Regions from separate parts of the Homo sapiens genome. Here region 1 is linked to region 2. Evidence: chromatin loops called from intact Hi-C (ENCODE). Cell type or tissue: PC-9. All regions are shown on one strand. Each heading gives the region's core, and the rest is flanking DNA. Links, peaks and the distances in the headings are about the cores only. Region 1 has its middle 6.5 kb from the start of SLC35F6. Region 2 holds the start of MAPRE3-AS1 (MAPRE3 antisense RNA 1).

Region 1 (9,181 bases), core at 669-8,668, 260 kb before region 2:
AGTGCAGTGGCGCAAAAATGGCTCGCTGGAGCTCGACCTCCTGGGCTCAAACAATCCTCTGCCTCAGCCTCCCATACAGCTAGTATCACAGGCGTGTGCCCATGCCTGGTTAAAATTTTTTTTTTTTTAATAGAGACAGGGTCTCACTTTGTTGCCTAGACTGGTCTCCTGGGCTCAAGCAATCCTCCCACCTTGGCCTCCCAAAGTGCTGGGATTTCAGGTGTAAGCCACTTCGCCTGGCCTGGGGCTAGGGTTTTTAAGGGTTTTGGAGAGGGCTGAAGTGGGGAGATCGTTGATTAGGCAAAGAGTGCATGAAGTCATGGGACAAGGAAATGAAGAAACTATTCTTATGTTGCTTTCATTCCTCTGTGGAGGTCTTCAAACTGGTTGGCATCAGCTGTTTCACTGGAATTCAGGGACCTGAAAAACATCTTAAGCAATTCTTAAACAAAACCCTTATGATTCTTTTTTTTTTTTTTTTTGAGATGGTCTCACTCTGTTGCCCAGGCTGGAGTGCAGTGGCACAATCATGGCTCACTATAGCTTCAACCTCCCCAGGCTCAGGTGATGCTCCTACCTTAGCCTCCCGAATAGCTAGGACTATAGGCACAAATCCACCACACCTGGCTATTTTTTGTATTTTTTGTAGAGACGGGGTTTTGTCACGTTGGCCAGGTTGGTCACTGAGTTCAAACGATCCACCTGCCTCAGCCTCCCAAAATGCTGGGATCACAGGCCCAGCCAAGCCTTATGATTCTAATGTCAGAGATCCAATCTAAAGGAACAATGGGGATTCAAGTGGTCAGTATCTAGTGCTATGCGACTTTCTGTTACAAGGAAGTGGGTGAAAGTGCAGCCTCATTATGCTTAATTATAACTATATTTCTGTCCAAGATTCTTGTTAAGCCTGTGAGGACAGCTTCATAAGTATGTCCTAAACACTAGGGACATACTCATACTACAAAGTGACTCATTGCTTATCTGAAATCAAATTTACCTGGGAGTTTCTGTTTTATCTGAATCTGACTTGATCCTGCTCTTAGAGGACCAAGCTTCCAGAATCTAATGACCACCTCAAAATTAGTGATCAGGGCTGGTCGTGGTGGCTCACACCTGTAATCCCAACACTTCAGGGGGCCGAAGCGGGTAGATCACCTGAGGTCAGGAGTTCGAGACCAGCCTAGCCAACATGGTGAAACTGCATCTCTACTAAAAAGACAAAAATTAGCCAGGCATGGTGGCAGTCACCTGTAGTCCCAGCTACTCGGGAGGCTGAGGCAGGATAATTGCTTGAACCTGGGAGGCAGAGGTTGTAGTGAGCCGAGTTCGTATCACTGCACTCCAATCTGGGTAACAGAGTGAGACCTTGTTTCAAAAAAAAAAAGATTAGTGATCAGCACTGATGGGGGTGAGAGGTGGGAGCGGGGAGGTGGGTAGAGACCAAAGGAGATGATAAGAAAGAAAACAGAGGCCAGATGTAGTGGCTCATGCCTGTAATCCTAGCACTTTGAGAGGCCAAGACCTTGAGGTCAGGAGTTTGAGACCAGCATGGCCAACATGATGATGAAACCCTGTCTTTACTACAAATCCAAAAGTTAGCCAGGCTTGGTGGTGCACGCGTGTAATCCCAGCTACTTGGGAGGCTAAGGCAGGAGAATTGCTTGAACCCAGGAGGTGGAGGTTGCAGTAAGTCGAGATTGTGCCACTGTACTCCAGCCTGGGTGATAGAGAAAGACTCCATCTAAAAAAAAAAATTAAATTAAAAAAGAAAGAAAAAAGAGAAGGTTTGAGAATGACTTTAGGAGGGCCTGCAGCTAGAAGGAGCAGGTGAGTTATAATCTGATCATCTCTGGTCACCATAGAAACCAGCTGTAAATTCAGCCAGAATGAGCTGATGAGCTCCAATATCTATGCCTCTCTGCCAGTGTAGACAGTCCACACTCCCTTCCTCCAAGATCTAGTCTTGTCAGACCTGCTTCCAGCCGGAATCCACCCCAGTCCTCTTCCTCTCAAGCCTCTTGTTCCTCTTTCTAGCCACAGTTCCAGGTGACTGCCCATCAATACCAACCCCGCTGGGAGAGACAGGCAGCAAGATACCCAGTCCTTGCCCAGGAGGAAGTCACATTCTAGCCAGGGAGTAGACTACACTGGAGAGAAATGGCCCAAGGATACACAGCAAAAGCTTGTTTAAAGAAAAAACAAAAGCAGGTGTGACCTGGCTTGTCTGCCCGCATCTTTCTGTCCTTTCCAGGGTAAAGCAACTCTCTCTTAATCCAGAATGTAATTACATTGATTGGGAAAGCATTCAGTCTTTCAGACAAGCCACATGCTGGCAGTAAGCATTGAATACAAATGCAGGGTTTGCAGTGACTGGAAGTTAGAGCCTGCTTGCAGGTAGCATGCAAATGTGTTCAAAATGTCCCCAACTTTGGGAGAAAAGGCTGGAAGTCTGGATCAAACTCGTATGCAAACCATGAGGAGTGCTTTTGAAGGCACAGCGGGCTAAGGGCTTTCTCCATACCCCCTATCTTGTGGGCTCTGGTCTTACAGCAGCTGTAGTAATTCTCCCCAGCAGGGCTTGCACTGCACTTCCACATCTGTCCTCTCTCTACACAAGCTATGAATGTCATTTCCATTTTACAGATAGGAAAGTGGGGCTCTGAGTGCTTCAGTGACCCAAACATTGTCACCTTGCTTAAAGTGGCAAACCCAGCCAGAGCCCTCCTCTCGCTTTTCCCTAGTTAGGGACAACTTGCGTAGGTGTCCTTGCATGTCTGAAGATTCTGCATTCTTAGGGATACATGAAGAAACTCCTATGTCCTCCCACCACCCCATTCACACTTGAGGATTCTGTGGCAGGTGCGCACTTAACAGTAAAATTCCTTCCTTTGCTAAAAATTTGCTGAATTCGCTCCCTTTCATGATCTGTAACTTTACATAAGCTGTTGTCTTTTATCAGCTTTAACAGATCAAATGTGAGCAATCGTCTGGGTGTGGTGGCTCACGCCTGTAATCCCAGCACTTTGGGAGACTGAGGTGGGTGGATCACCTGAGGTCAGGAGTTCAAGACCAGCCTGGCCAACATGGTGAAACCCCGTCTCTACTAAAAATACAAAAATTAGCTGGTGGCGGGTGACTGTAATCCCAGCTACTCAGGAGGCTGAGGCAGGAGAATTGCTTGAACCCGAGAGGTGGAGGTTGCAGTGAGCCGAGATTGCCCCACTGCACTCCAGCCTGGGCAACAGAGAAAGACTTCCTCTCAAAAAAAAAAAAAAAAAAGTGAGCAATCAGGAGACAATTGTTCTTCTGATGGCTGAGGTCACCATACAACCAAGGCTGACTGACGTTTCACTTTCTAAAGACTCAGAAAAGGAAGGAGAACCGTGTCCCACCTCACCCTAGCCCTTGTCTTCACTGACTGCAGGCCGCAGCCACCAGTTGGTTTCTCTGGGCTGTGTCCTCAAAGATACCAGGAATGCAGAAGGGTGGAGATACAGGCCAAGTGTTAACATTTGTGCTGGTTTGCAGATATAGTATTTTACCCAGGAAATCAGGGCTTACAAAAATATGAGGCAAATTTTTATCCAACGTACAGGTTAAGTTCTATCCCTAAATTCCATCAAATAATAATCTGATGTGTGAAAATTAGTAATTCAAAATTTACTACGCTGTTGGAACTTTAACATATATTGAGCCTTAAGGGAATATGATTATGAGGCCTGGGTCACATGACAGGCAGCTGTAACCTCTGTTTCTCCGATTAGATTAGCTTTTTTCCTTACCTACATTGTTTTGTAAAATGTAAATGACTGAAGGGTGCCAAGGAAGACCCCCTTGCTTCACTGTTGATCTTCATTACAGATTAACTTTTTTTTTTTTGAGACCAAGTCTCGCCCTATTGCCCAGGCTGGAGTGCAGTGGTGCGATCTCAGCTCACTGCAACCTCCGCCCCTGGGTCCAAGTGATTCTCATGTTTCAGCCTCCCAAGTAGCTGGGATTACAGGCACCCGCCACCATGCCTGGCTAATTTTTGTATTTTTTAGCAGAGACAAAGTTTCACCATGTTGGCCAGGCTGGTCTCAAACTCCTGACCTCAAGTGATCCACCCACCTTGGCCTCCCAAAGTGCTGGGATTACAGGCGTGAGCCACCGTGCCCGGCCATTACAGATTAACTTTCTATACAAAGACTTCATGACTATCACGTTGTCTAAGATGGGATGTTAAATACACTCCTCTCAATTGGAAAGGAAATAAAAAGTTGTAAAGAAAACAAGCTCTATGGAAAAGAAAAACTAACTGTTGTAACTCATAAACAAGCCTGTTGCAGAAAATGTTATAATCCTACTAAATGTATTTGTTTCCTGCCTATATAAGCTAAACCTTAACTTTTTTGGTTTTCCCCCAAGCCGACCAGGATGAGAAAGACCTTAACTTTCAACTTTGGAGCACTGGCCCCATTTCTCTGGTGCCTGTGTTTCTCAGGTGGTTACTCCCAGCTTTTCACTTGCATAAACTATTTAAAATTGAATTCTGAACCTTTTGATTATTTCAGGTGGATAGATAGATTTTGCAAAGCCTATGCATGTACATATTCACCCTAATTCTGTTACCGGAAAGGGGTCCCAATCCAGACCCCAAGAGAGGGTTTTTGGATCTCGAGCAAGACACAAGAATTCAAGGTGAAGCCACAGAGTAAAGTGAAAGCAAGTTTATTAAGAAAGTAAAAGAATAAAAGAAAGGCTAATCCATAGGCAGAGCAGTGGCATGGGCTGCTTGACTGAGTATACTTATAGTTATTTCTTGATTATATGCTAAACAAAGGGTGGATTATTCATGAACTTTCCAGGAAAGGGGCGGGGATTTCCTGGAAGTGAGTGTTCCTCCCCCTTTCTGACCATAGGTCACTCTTGTTGCCATCTTGGTTTTGGTGGGTTTTGGCCGGCTTCTTTACTGCATCCTGTTTCATCAGCAAGGTCTTTGTGACCTGTATCTCATGCCAACCTCCTGACTCATCCTGTAACTAAGAATGCTTAACCTCCTGGGAATGCAGCCTAGTAGGTCTCAGTCTTATTTTACCCAGCCCCTATTCAAGATAGAGTTGCTCTCGTTCAAATGCTTCTGACGATTCCTCTGTATTTTTTTCAGAATTCCTGTCTCTTTGGGCCCTGATACCTTAGCCTGGGGCTCACTGCTACCTGGAAGCACTAATGCAATCCTAGTTTTCTCCCCTAAAGCCCATTCTAGCCAGGTGGCAGGGACGTGGAGCCTCACTGTAGGTCACACCCTGGCGTGAAGGGCTGATCAGCCACCCCATGGTGTCCACATGGTTGTCTCTGCCTGGGGTGACCCTGCTTTCTGCACCTGGAGCAATCCTGCTCCTCCTTCAAGTCCCTACTCAGGTCTCCTCTGAATTCCAGTTCTACAGGGCTACTGTGAAAACCAAGGCCACAGAGGTCAAGCTTCAGGCACAGGCCTGACACAGGGCACCTGGTCCAGGACAGCTCTGATTGTCACTGTTGTCCCCTCTCCTTGCCCACTCCCTTAGGTAATCCATCCCTCCCTCAACCCCCTCTGTCTCTTACACATTCTCACATTGCTGCATGGTTAATGCAGTGTTGACCCCTCTCCTCCAATGAATCTCAAATTCCTTAAGGGCAGTGACCTTGTCTTGCTTCCTTAGGACCCCATATCTGGCTCTAGGCCTTAAACTTAGTGGACTCCACGGATATTTGCCAATAAACTCTGTCTCCTGGGATCCACAGACAGCAGTTTGATGAATGGTCAGGACATTGTGATAAATTAAAATTCATTGTTTGATGTGGCTATCGACACAGACAGAGACTGTGCTGCTAGTGACATCATGTCGGTCTGGTAATTAATAATGATCATTAGTAACGTTTACTTCAGGACAGTGCCCTTGGCCTGGACGTGTGGGGAAAATGGTCCAGAGCCTCACCGACTGAGTCACTGTGCCCTGTAGGAACGGCCTCTGATAGGGATGAGTGCCTGCTGCTGTGGGCTGCCCCAGTCTGCCCCTTGGGACAGAAGCTGTGTTTTATTCATCCTACATCTCAATAAACATTTTTTGATAAATCAATGAACTCCTTTGAAATCACACAAAACTAGAGGTGTTGTTGGAGACAAGCGGTTCAGAAGAGACCAGGCATTGTGGCTCAAGCCTGTAATCCCTGCACTTTGAGAGGCCAAGGTGGGTGGATCACCTGAGGTCAGGAGTTTGAGACCAGCCTGGCCAACACAGTAAAACCCTGTCTCTACTAAAAATACAAAAATTAGCTGGGTGTGGTGGTGTACGCCTGTACTCCCAGCTACTTGGGAGGGTGAGGCAGGAGAAGCCTGGGCAACAGAGCAAGACTCCATCTCAAAAAAAAAAAAGTTCAGAAGAAACCTCTTCTGGGTCTTCCAACTCCGCACTGACTGAAAGGAGAAGAGGCTCCAATTAAAGAAAATTCTAGAACATTCTGTGGGTCCCAGGCTTGTTCCACACTCACACCTCTGCACCGCTGTACATGCCATGTCCATCTGCAAGAAAGCCCTTCTGCTGTCTATCTGGGGACCTCCTATGTTTTTTCCAGGATCCCACTTATACACCTTCTCCAGCAGGTCTTCCTGCAATAAGGGAGTCTGGTGCAGCCCCTTGAGAGTTCTGCGTCCACTCTGGCCTTTTTCACAAGTTCGAGGCTGTCTTAGGGCAAGTAGGAGGAGTTGGCAGACAGGTCCTATCTCTGTACCTCTTGTTGATCTATTTGTTTAATTTAAAAAATTTGTGTGTGTGTGAGATAGGGTCTTGCTCTGTTGCCCAGGCTGAAGTGCAGGGGCATGACCACGGTTTACTGCAGCCTCAAAGTCCTGTGCTCAAGCAATCCTCCTGCCTCAGCTTCTCCAGTAACTGGGCTCACAGGCCCGCACTACCACCCCTGACTAATTTTTAAGTGTTTTTGTAGAGATGAGGGTCTGGCTATGTTGCCCAAGCTGCTCTCAAATTCCTGGGATTAGGAGGCCTCAGCCTCCCAAAGTGCTAGGATAACAGGTGTGAGCCACCACACGGGCCACCTCCTGTTCATCTAAAATGAAGTTGCTAGCCATCTGGGCGTGGTGGCTTACACCTGTAATCCCAACACTTTGGGAGGCCAAGGTGGGTGGATCACTTGAGGTCAGGAGTTCAAGACCAGCCTGGCCAACACGGTGAAACCCCATCTCGACTATAAATACAAAAAATGTAGCTGGGCATGGTGGTGCTCACCTGTAATCCCAGCTACTCGGGAGGCTGAGGCAGGGGAATTGCTTGAACCTGGGAGGCAGAAGTTGTAGTGAGCCAAGAATGTGCCACTGCACTCCAGACTGGACGACAGAGCACCACTTCATCTTAAAAAAAACAAGAAGGTGCCAAGGCACAAAATATAAGTTAAACAGTTTACTTGAGCCAAAATGAGGACAGCTGCCCAAAAGACTCAGACGCAAGTAATCTTGGATGTGAGCTCCCTTCTCTCTTTGTTACAAACAGGTTTTTAAAGGCAGAAAAAGGAGGACAGGGAGTGGGCTGATACAAAGTTGTTTGTCAGAAATTCTCATTGGTTTACAGAAATAACATTGATTAGTGATTGGCTGTACAGTGCTATAGGATGTAAGATATGGTGTCCAGTGCAGCATTGTTAGGTTATAGCTACCTGTGGCAATAGCAAGCAGTTTCAAGACATAAATACATAACTCAAAGTGGGAGTAGGACGTGATTGCTGTCTTATTTTAATGTCTCTCTGGGCCTGATAACTTACAGGACTCGCATTCCTCAGGTAAAAGTTCTTTTCTCACCACAGAAACAAGATCTGCAGCATAGGGGAAGTGTGTTGGCTCGGTCTGAAGTCGTTTTCCAAAGTGTCAGAGACATTTAAATCAGAGCAACTCCATCTTGAACAGGGGCTGGGTAAAACGAGGCTGAGACCTACTGGGCTGCATTCCCAGGAGGTTAGGCATTCTAAGTCACAGGTCGAGATAGGAAGTGGGCACAAGGTACAGGTCACAAAGACCTTGCTGATAAAACAGGATGCAGTAAAGAAGCCGGCCAAAACCCACCAAAACCAAGATGGCGACAAAAGTGACCTCTGGTTTTTCTCACTGCTTGTTATACACTATTTATAATGCATTAGCATGCTAAAAGACACTCGCACCAGCGCGCGACAGTTTACAGATGCCATGGTAGCAACTGGAAGTTAACCTACATGGTCTAAAAAGGGGAGGAACACTTAGTTCTGGCAATTGCCCACCCCTTTCCCAGAAAACTCATGAATAATCCACCCCTTGTTTGGCATATAATCCAGAAATATCCATAAAAATAACCAATCAGCAGCCCTCGGGGCTGCTCTGCCAATGGAGTAGCCATTCTTTATCCTTTACTTTCTTAATAAACTTGTTTTCACTTTATGGATTCCCCGCAAGGTGCCAGGTCCAAGAACCCTCTCTTGAGGTCTGGATCAGAACCCCTTTCTGGTAACAAAAGGATCTTGTCGCTGGCGTGACAGGGCATGGGTGCAGACTAGAGCACTGGGAAAGGCATATTAGGAGCAGTTTTTTCTTTTCTTTTTCTTTCTTTTTTTTTTTTTTTTTGAGATGGAGTTTTCGCGCTTGTTGCCCAGGCTGGAGTGCAATGGCTCGATCTTGGCTCACTGCAACTTCCATCTCCCAGGTTCAAGCGATTCTCCTGCCTCAGCCTCCGGAGTAGCTGAGATTACAAGCATGCACCCCCACACCTGGCTAATTTTTTGTATTTTAGTAGAGATGGGGTTTCACCATGTTGGTCAGGCTGATCTTGAATTCCGACCTCAGGTGATCCACCTGCCTCAGCCTCCCAAAGTGCTGGGATTACAGGTGCGAGCCACCGCGCCTGGCCTTTTTTTTTTCTTTTTTTAAGACAGGGTGTCACTTTGCCACCCAGGCCGGAGTATAGTGGCATGATCTCAGTTCATTGCAACCTCCACCTCCAGGGACTCAAGCGATCCTCCTACTTAGCCTCCTGAGTAGCTGGGATTATGGGTACTTGTCATGACACTCAGCTAATTTTTGCATTTTTAGTAGAGACTGAGTTTTGCCATGTTGCCCAGGCTTGTCTGGAAATCCTGAGCTCAAGCAATCAGCCCGCTTCAGCCTCCCAAAGTGCTAGGATTATAG
Region 2 (9,181 bases), core at 864-8,863:
AGGTATAGGTTGCAGTGAGCTGAGATCATGCCATTGTACTCCAGCCTGGGCAACAAAGCGAGACTCCATCTCAAAAAAAAAAAAAAAAAAAGAAAGAGAGAGGTTAAGGCAATGCTGCAATGTCTTGAAAAAATAAGTATAAAGAAGAAAACTGGGCCAGGCATGGTGGCTCATGCCTGTAATCCCAACACTTTGGGAGGCCGAGGCAGGCAGATCACAAGGTAAAAAGTTTGAGACCAGCCTGGCCAATATGGTGGCCCCATCTCTACTAAGAATACAAAAATTAGCCAAGCATGGTGATGGACGCCTGTAATCCCAGCTACTCGGGAGGCTGAGGCAGGAGAATTGCTTGAACCTGGGAGGTGGAGGTTGCAGTGAGCCGAGATCATGCCACTGCACTCCAGCCTGGGTGACAGAGCAAGACTCCATCTCAAAAAAAAAAAAAAGAAGAAGAAGAAGAAATCCTCTGAAATTCCCTTTCCCTCCTCCTAATTCTCAAGGGGTGAAATCTGGGCAAGTCATCCTGCTCTAGAGCTGTGAAAAATCAAATCGTCCTTCCTGCACCAGTGTGGTGGTGTGGAAAGAGCATGGGATTTGTGTTCATTTGGCCAGGTTCAGCTCTGATCTTGCCAGTGGTTGATCTTGAACTTGGAAAAGTCACTGGAATCCTCATCCTTCATTTCCTCAAAAGCAAAATTGAGGTAACAACTCAAAGGCTTTCTGGAGCTGGATGCTGTAATCCACAAGAGTGGCATTTCTGGTGGGAATTTCGGGCACTATGGTAGGGCAGGAGAGAAGCTATCTGCAGGCCTTCTGGAAGCTCTCCAGTGCATGTCCCCACTGGGGTGGGGGCTGACTGTCTCCACGTGGGGTTAGTCCTGCAGAACAGGCAGGTAGAGTAGAGTCTGAGGGCATGAGGAAAGGCAGTCTACTGGAGAGGGCACAGAGAGTTCAACAAACACTGAAACTTAAGTTTGTCCTGGACATCTTCAGCATCCGACTTTCTGGTGGAAAGCTTAAAGTATAAATGACTGTGCCCTCTCAAAAGGGCACAGAAGTAAAACTGGGAGGATTTTGGGAGGGGACTGGATGTGGGGTGAAAGGTATGGTGAGAGCAGAGAAGAGGGGCCTGAGCCTGGGGTCAGGGGAAAGTAGGCTAAACAATTCACAGGATGCAGACATTTCAGAGAAGGGTGACACATCACTTGGCCCTGAACAACAACTATAAGCCAGACAGTCCAAAGAGACATAGTTCCAAAGGAACATAAAGTGACATGGCTTGTTATGTGTCCCCAGAGACATGGATGTGCTTTTGGAACTTGAAGGATAATTAAAAAAACATCAGACCCACCAGGGCTGCTGCAAACATGACAGTTCCCTTCCCAACACGTCATGGCAGCTGCTGCAGCTCCCTTCCCTCTATCCTGAGGCTAGCCACAGATGGGCCAGCAGCCCACCCCCAGAGCAGACCAAGCAGAGAGGTGCTCCCAGGAGTTACCAGGTTCCACTCTCGGAACCATCTTAAAATCCTGTTCTGGGAAATCCAGCAGCACCATGTTATATGCATTAGAGGGAGACTGTTTAAATCCCTTGCCAAGGTTCCCAAGGCTTCGTGCTGCATCTGTTTGCGTGTAGCCAGGGAGTGCAGCTAGCATTCTCCTCTCCTTGCTTCTCCATGTAGCCAGTGGCACCTCCTCAGGGTCAACAAACAAGAAATAAAAGCAGAAAACCACACTTTCTGAGTCCACCTGCCATCTGAACCCCCCAAACCCTAGTTTAACCTCTCCCATTCATTCATTCATTCATTCAATAAATATATAGGTACTGAGAAGCTATTGTGCACTGAGCCCTGAGCCAGTACTAATTGAGGGAAGAAATGGGCAACATAGCTTCAAAAGCACAGCTCTGTCTTTCTGCCTGAGGCAGCAGAGAGTGGATACCCAAGGCTGTCCCTACTCTCTCCCTGCTCAGGACCCTGATCAGAGGGTCTGTGGGAATTGGGTCAGGGTGCAGGAAAGAAGATGTTGAGTCAGATATGTCTATGTCAGTGATCTTGCCTATCAGTAAAGGTTGCTCAGCCCCCAAAGCAGCGTGATGGTGAACCTTTGGCTCCTGCCAGCGGTACTCATTATCCTTCCAACAGCCCCATGCTCAATCATACCATCATTCTGATGCTTCATGAGAACTGAGGCTTGGATATCTTCGCCTACTTGCTTGTGTCTCACAGGCAGCGAATGGCAAAGCCTGTAGCCAAGTCACACTGTCTGCCTTCTGCTGGGAGCCTTGGATTGATGGGTGACTCCATGGACATTTGTTGACCTAAAAAGTAGGTGTTTGAGGAACTGAAAGATCTCCAGCAAAGAACGTTTAGAAAGAAAATATTGCCTATCTGCCCACCTAGATGAACCCTACTGAAATGGATTGATTTTAGCGATGAGAAATTTTGTTTACTATACTGCAGGGTTTCCGTTAACCCTCGAAGTTATGGTCAGATAGGGTGACCTAGCCAGAACCTACCCCAAGGACTCCTTCCCTGGCTAGCAGCTACAGGGATGTGGCACCATTATCCCAACCAGCCTGGGGAGAGCCTTAGTAAGAGTTCAGATCATTATTCAGCAGGACATGTCCAGGATCCCAGTGGCTGGAACTTCAGCAGGGCTCAGGGTCTTAGAGTTGTGACCTAAAAGTGTTGTGAGAACAAAATCCTGGAGGAGTTTCAGTCCCTACCTGAACCCACAGCCGTCCAGATCCCTGTCCTGGATGTGTGGGAGGGGGCGCATGCTGGGCTCCAGGCCAACCCTGCAAATACTCCACTTGCCCCGTCTCTGCATTGATTAATCCAGCTTTGAGAGGCTGAGCCTCTCAATGAATCAGGTCCTTGCTCAGCCATAAGAAGAAGGTGATTGGCCAGGTCTGCCAGGGCTTTGTGACCCGCTGGCTTGCTCCCCAGCCCCTCAGAACCCCTCAGCCCCACCTGCACATACTGCCTCCATGCAAGCCCAGAATAACCTGGATGTGTGACTCACAGGGGTAGGGGTAGCAATTTTGCAGATTTTCCAAACAGGTGACTTCAGCCCCCGGGCCTGGGCAGGAAGGGGTAGCCCAGTGACAATGGGCATAGTCCCACTTCAGGAACGGGAAACGTGTTGGCTGGCTCTGTGGAGTTCTCTCTCTTCTGATCCCACAGCATCTGTTCCAGTTGTCTTGGCCGGTAGGATGGCGTCTACAAAGCAGGCTATATGGGAAATCTGGAGCTGGGGAGGGATTGTGGTCAGAGCCCAGCTTTGGGAAGCCCATGTGGCTGTCTCAAGGCAAAGCAGCAGAGAAAAGTTCTGTAGTCTGTCTCCTTTCTGGACTGGCATTTCCATGGTCTGAGACCAGAGGCTGGCTGTGTGTCAGGCACCTACTCCTCGAACAAATGCCCTTAGATTCTCACTGTCTGTCCCCGCGATGCTGACAGCACTTGCCAAATACATACTGAATGTCAGGCTCTGTGCTCAGCACTGTGTACACATGGCTCACTTAATCCTCATAACTGTTCTGTGAGGTGGGAGCTGTCACTGTCCTCACTTTATAGATGAGGACACTGAGACCTAAAGTCAAGTCAGACAGCTAGGACATGGTACAACTAGGATTTGAACCCACCTGATGTGCCTGGAGATCTAGTGTTCTTAAGCACTACCTTTCTGGAGCTTGCTGGAGGCATGCTGGCCACCTCCTTCAGGACTGGTAGACCTGGTGTGTCTTTCATAGCCACGCTGGGCAGAGGGTGGAGGCCTGGAAACTGCAGGGGGTTCTTCCAGGGACCAGCCAGAACAGGGCTAAACTTGGGGTAAAAAGAGCTCTAGAGAATTAGAGAAGACTGAGGGCCCCTAAATTACCCTTAAGACATATTTGTGGAAGACAGATTTAAAAACAAAAAGCCAAAATTAGATTTAGGCTGGTGATAAGGTCATTAAATAATAGAATGTGAAATTTCAGTTGTGCAGACTTATTGGCCATCTTTATGATTTAAGAATATAAGTGCCTAGATCTAAGTGCAGTCCTAATCGCCTGGGAAGGAAGCAGATGGTCTCTAGAAACCCTTCTGACCATGGGTTAGTGGGATTTGGTCTTGATGACCATTTTTAAGGCCTCAGTCTGCAGAATGACCAGCAGCTTCCCCTCCCGCAATGAGAGCTGTAATTGCCTTTCCCAGTTGCCTGTGAATGCACCATGAACCTTACAGTCCTAGTATAGGAAATGACTCAGCAAAATCACCAGATTAAACCTCCTCAACTTTTCTTTCCCTTGGCTCCATTCCTGATAGCAGGAGTCGAGGCCCTTCAGAGCAGGCTTTCCCCAAAGCCACGTTGTCGGTCTGATCCTCGAATGGGGATCCGCCTGGATGATGACATGCCACAATCCAATCAGGGTCTGTTTCTCCTGACAGTCACATGTGCCAAAGATCATGGTAGAAACATGTGGATGGGGTTGGAAGACACTGCTACTACATCTCTTGGGACAGAGCCTGCCCCCTCCGAGTGGCTACCTACCATTCTCTCCGGGGAGGTGAAGGAGCTCTTGGGAACAAGTGTGTTATTATTAAGAGTTTCGTCAGGTTATGTCTTTTTTTTTTTTTTTTTTTTTAAGATGGAGTGTCGCTCTTTTGCCCAGGCTGGAGTGCAGTGGCGCTATCTTGGCTCACTGCAAGCTCCGCCTCCCGGGTTCACGCCATTCTCCTGCCTCAGCCTCCTGAGTAGCTGGGACTACAAGTGCCCGCCACTGTGCCCGGCTAATTTTTTGTATTTTTAGTAGAGACGGGGTTTCACCGTGTTAGCCAAGATGGTCTGGATCTCCTGACCTCATGATCCGCCCACCTCGGCCTCCCAAAGTGCTGGGATTACAGGCGTGAGCCACCGCGCCTGGCAGGTTATGTCTTTGCTGTAATTGGAGGCAGCTGGTCCACTTAGACCCTGATGCTTGGGCAAATACTTTATACACCTCTGCCCCCAGCAGCTGGTCTGGTGTGAGTCCAGGCCCAAGTCAACCCCCAATGCAAAAGCCAATCAGAAGTTGGACCTCTTTGGTGAGTTCAAACTGTGGTTTTAGGGGATACGGAGGCTGGCTTAGTTCAGTCCAGGATCTTAGAACAGCCCCAATGCTCCAGGCCCCTCAGCCAGCCCAGCTTTTAGAGGCTCCCAATTTGAGCTCTAAACTGAGCTCTGGAAAGGGGGTTTGGGGGATGGGGGATACATTTAAAGGAGTTTTTGCTCAGGACCTGGGTGCCACCTGCTGGCCATGTTTAGTTCTACTTACAGAGCCAAAGCTACGAGAGGAAAATTAAAAGGGCATCCTGCCCTCCCCAATGTGATGTTTGCTCAAAGGAAACAAGGAGGCTGTTACTTCATGCTGCCCTAGCAGGTGCAGCAGAGAATTCCTGCAGAGACCCCTGGGTGCCCTGGATGAGTCCTCCTGAGCCAAATGGACCCCCATTAGGGCAGAGTGTAGCACCAGTTGTGAGGACCTGAGCGAGTCCTGAGTAGGGACTGAAGCTGTGTTCCTGCTACTAGCTACCTGCTTCCCCAGAAGCCCCATAGTGGGTAACAGCATGATTCGTTGCTGGGTCCTGAAAGGAGCCATTTTTTCCAGCTTCCTTCACACAGGCACTGCTGCCACTCATGGGACCCTAGAGTCAGACCGAAGGTATGGAAAATGCCCTCCCTTCATCAGGCATTGACAAGACTGGGTCAATGCTGAGAAGACCTGGGCATTTTTCAAGCCGCTATGTGGCTCTTAGTGACTCTTGGGAGCCCTAAAAGCAAGGCCTTTAGTTGTGTTCTAAACTCCAGGGAAACTGGAGATTTTCCCTGTGTGCCAAGGACTGGCTAGTATTTTCCCCCCAGATAAGTGGCAGAACATCCCAATGTTCCAGCCTTTGCCATTGCAACAAAAGCCAGTAAATCACAGCTAAGTATGCATATCAAATGAAGGCTGTGGTTCTCATACAGGGCTGTGCACCAGAATCATCTGGGCTATTCTTTAAAATTATGTGTGTGTGTGTGTGTAAAATATGTGCATATAACATATAATGTATATATAATATATCATACACACACACACTTGGGCTGCACTGTAGCCTCTTGAAGTCTCTGCAGGAGAAGCCAGTGGACTCTCCTAGTAAAGAATCTCTGCAATGCATGGAAGAGGCCTGAACCATTAGCAGGTCCAATCCTGTGGAACCAGGAAAGCTGCCCCCAGGCTGGAAGACCCTTGAGGCTCAAATGATTTCAATCAAAAACTGGAGGATATATTTGGACTAAGACCATTGCCTTTCCTTTTCTTCAGTAGTCACCCCTTGAAATTCATACACTTTAAGCAGAACAAAGTCCCTAAAGTGGCTCGGAAACTCCCAGGGCCAACCTAAGACTACTCCTTGCCCCCAGAACCACCCAAGACCAGATCAGCCCCTCTGAGGCCTGTCAGCCACAGCTGGCCCAGAATCACTCTGCCCCAGGGGCCTCATAGGGAAATGAGTCTCTGAGCCTGTGGAACACTCCTGCAGAGTCATTCTGGACAGTTCCCGGAATAGCTGGTGCCCTCTGCACCAGCTCCTGGCCGTCCTCTGCACCCTCCCTGGGGACCTGGCAGAGTCTGACCACTGTGGCCCTGGGGTCATTCACATCCATCTCTCTACCTCTGCATGCCCTCTCCTTCCCTATTCTTGTGGCACTTGCTGTTTCTAGCACACTTTGGGGCATTTGGTTATACTGTTCTCATGTGTGCATTACTCTCCCCAATAAGATTATGAACTCCTTGAGGACAGGGACAAATCTTTTCAATTTCTTGCAGTCCACAACTAAATAATACTCATCAAAATCAGATGCCCTTTCCTTGACCCTACCCACTCTGCCCCTTCGGCAAGCTTAGCATCCATCCACCCATCCACTCCTCCTCCTGTTACTTTAGGTGCATCCTGGGAACTCAGAAACACTCCCCTGACTCCAGTCTGCAATTCCACTCCACCAATATGGTTAGGCAGTTATTATCCACCAAGAACTGGTGTAGAACCCGAAAGTGAATGGAACAGAGCCTGACCATTGAAGAGCTTACAGTCAGGTGGAAGGGGCAGGCACACACATTTTTATTTATTTATTTATTTATTTATTTATTTATTTTTTGGAGATGGATTCTGGCTCTGTCACCCAGGCTGGAGTACAGTGGCATGATCTTGGCTCACTGCAACACTCCACCTCTGGGTTCAAGCAATTCTCCTGCCTCAGCCTCCCTAGTAGCTAGGATTACAGGCCTGGCTAATTTTAGTAGAGACAGGGTTTTGCCATGTTGGCCAGGCTGGTCTTGAACTCCTGGCTTAGGTGATCGGCACCCCCCTCAGCCTCCCAAAGTGCTGGCATTACAGGCATGAGCCACCGCACCCGCTCTCACACACATGATTTCAACAGACCATGTGGGATGCCATGAAGAGCCGTGCCCAGGGTGCTGTAGGATCATGGGCACATGTCTCCCACAGAGGGGGTCAGAAAAAGTCCCCTGGAGCTAAAGCAGAGTCCTGAGGCTGAGTGCTGGGGGAGGGAGGATGGCGGGGGGATGGTGGGGGTATGGCAGGGGGATGGCAGGGGGACCCAGGCCAGAAGGTGATGAGACATGATTCAGAAAGAGGAGAGGACATGAGGCATCACTCAATGGTTCAACGTTACTGAACGTCTTGCCTGTGACAGGCCTGGATACCCCACTCTTGGCTTCAAGACATGGGGCGCAGGCATTTAAACAAGTCCAATGGTGAGCGCAAGGGCCAAGATGCAGGGCAGTGGGCGCAGAGACGTTGTGGAGGAGGAAACTCAAGTGCAGTCAACATTACTCTCGGAAAGCTCTGAAATTGCCAGGTCTTGAGTCTTTAGGCGCTCCCAAGACAATAATTCATTTCTGTTTCTCTTGGCTTTTTGGCCCCGCCTGGCCTCCCTTTGCCTGGGCAATGAAGGACAAGGTTTATTTTTCAAAGGAGGAAGAACTAGGAATAAAGAAGAGGGTTTTCTCTCATGATTTTTCTTCAAAGCATTCATTTAAGTTAAACATGCTCTGTCCTATGTACTTGGGGTCAGGGGTGGGAACGTAAGTGGCACACAGCTCTGCAGATGCCTTGCTGAGCCTCCCTGTCTAAAGCAGTACTACTCAAACAGGACTGTGCCTGCAGATCCTCCGGGCATCTTGGTCAAAGGCAGTTTCTCATTTAGTTAGGTCTGGGGGAGGACAAGAGAATTGGAATTTCTAACCAGCTGATCCCCATATAGTCCCACTGCGCAGGTCTGGGGCCACAATTGAGAACCATGGAACAGAGAATGAATGAACTTTGGGGTGGGGACGGCATTCCAGACAGAGGGTGAGTAGGAAGCTGCCTATAGCTCCTAACTGGGGAATCAAAGTAGGAGATAAGGCTGAAGAGGTGGGGTCCCCTTATGAGTTTGATAAGTGGTCAGGAGGAGTCACATGATAACAGCAGATGCCTGCGACAGGCAGGGAAATATTCTTTCTGTAAGAATATAAGGTGTATAAGATGTATCTTATTTCACAGAGACACTTTACATATTAAACCTGAAGAAATATTCTTCACTCACTCCAGAAACACATGTCCTCACAATTCTCGGAAAACACAGTCCTTTTGACCTATCTTGTTTTTCCATTTCTGATAAAGATGTGGTTACAAGAAATATGTCCTTTTCTTAACAGCGCAAGTCAGTTAGCAGCAGCAGCTGACCCTTGGCCTCTGGGGTGGGAAGGAGGCTCACTGCTGGCTCCACTCCAACTGCTGGTTTCAGTGCGGGAGCATAGGGTCAGAGTGGCCAAAAGAAGCCAGAAATCCCAAGTTGTTAAACATCTGAACTTTAAAATATTGGGCACTAATTCAAAACTGTTTCCAACACTATGAGTGCTGAACAGTTTAAGTCTGCAAGGCAAATTCGGCCAAGGAGTGTCTCTTTTATGACTGCTGGCTGAAAGGACTTGAAGTGGGGGAGGGCGGTGGCCAGACCTGCTTTTAGGTAGATTCTGACTACAGCAATGTCAAGGATGGATTAAGAGGAGGGAGAGACTGGAGGCTGGAAGGCCTTTTAGGAGGCTCCTGCTAGCCTGGGCTAGAGAGAAAATACAGTCAGCCCTTCACATCCGTGGGATCCACATCTGTGGA

What was found. A loop is a pair of places that touch in the nucleus more often than their neighbours do. Peaks named below come from ENCODE experiments on the same cell type or tissue, not always from the same donor. Only the 100,000 strongest peaks of a DNase experiment are listed, where the experiment ranks them.
Region 1: a loop joins it to region 2, with 4 times the contacts of the local background. A loop is called at or near these places in 2 of 110 quality-filtered maps.

Annotation. Positions count from the first base shown.
Region 1 is chr2:26,753,179-26,762,359 of GRCh38, forward strand. No RefSeq gene overlaps it. Among named protein-coding and RNA genes, the nearest start is that of SLC35F6, 6.5 kb to the right of the region's middle. RefSeq lists enhancers at 607-1,354, 1,355-2,102, 5,095-5,842, 5,258-5,317, 5,843-6,588 and 1 more. In PC-9, for the core only: no CTCF peak of the experiment used is centred there; DNase peaks (open chromatin) are centred at 963 and 5,003; H3K4me3 peaks cover 700 bases; H3K27ac peaks cover 3,497 bases.
Region 2 is chr2:27,011,774-27,020,954 of GRCh38, forward strand. The region is part of intron 1 of MAPRE3 (microtubule associated protein RP/EB family member 3); the gene reads left to right. MAPRE3-AS1 (MAPRE3 antisense RNA 1) reads right to left here and starts at 2,815. Exons shown (of 6, transcript NR_149018.1): 1 at 2,728-2,815. In PC-9, for the core only: CTCF peaks have their summits at 5,276 (motif pointing left) and 5,476; DNase peaks (open chromatin) are centred at 4,268 and 5,268; H3K27ac peaks cover 3,478 bases.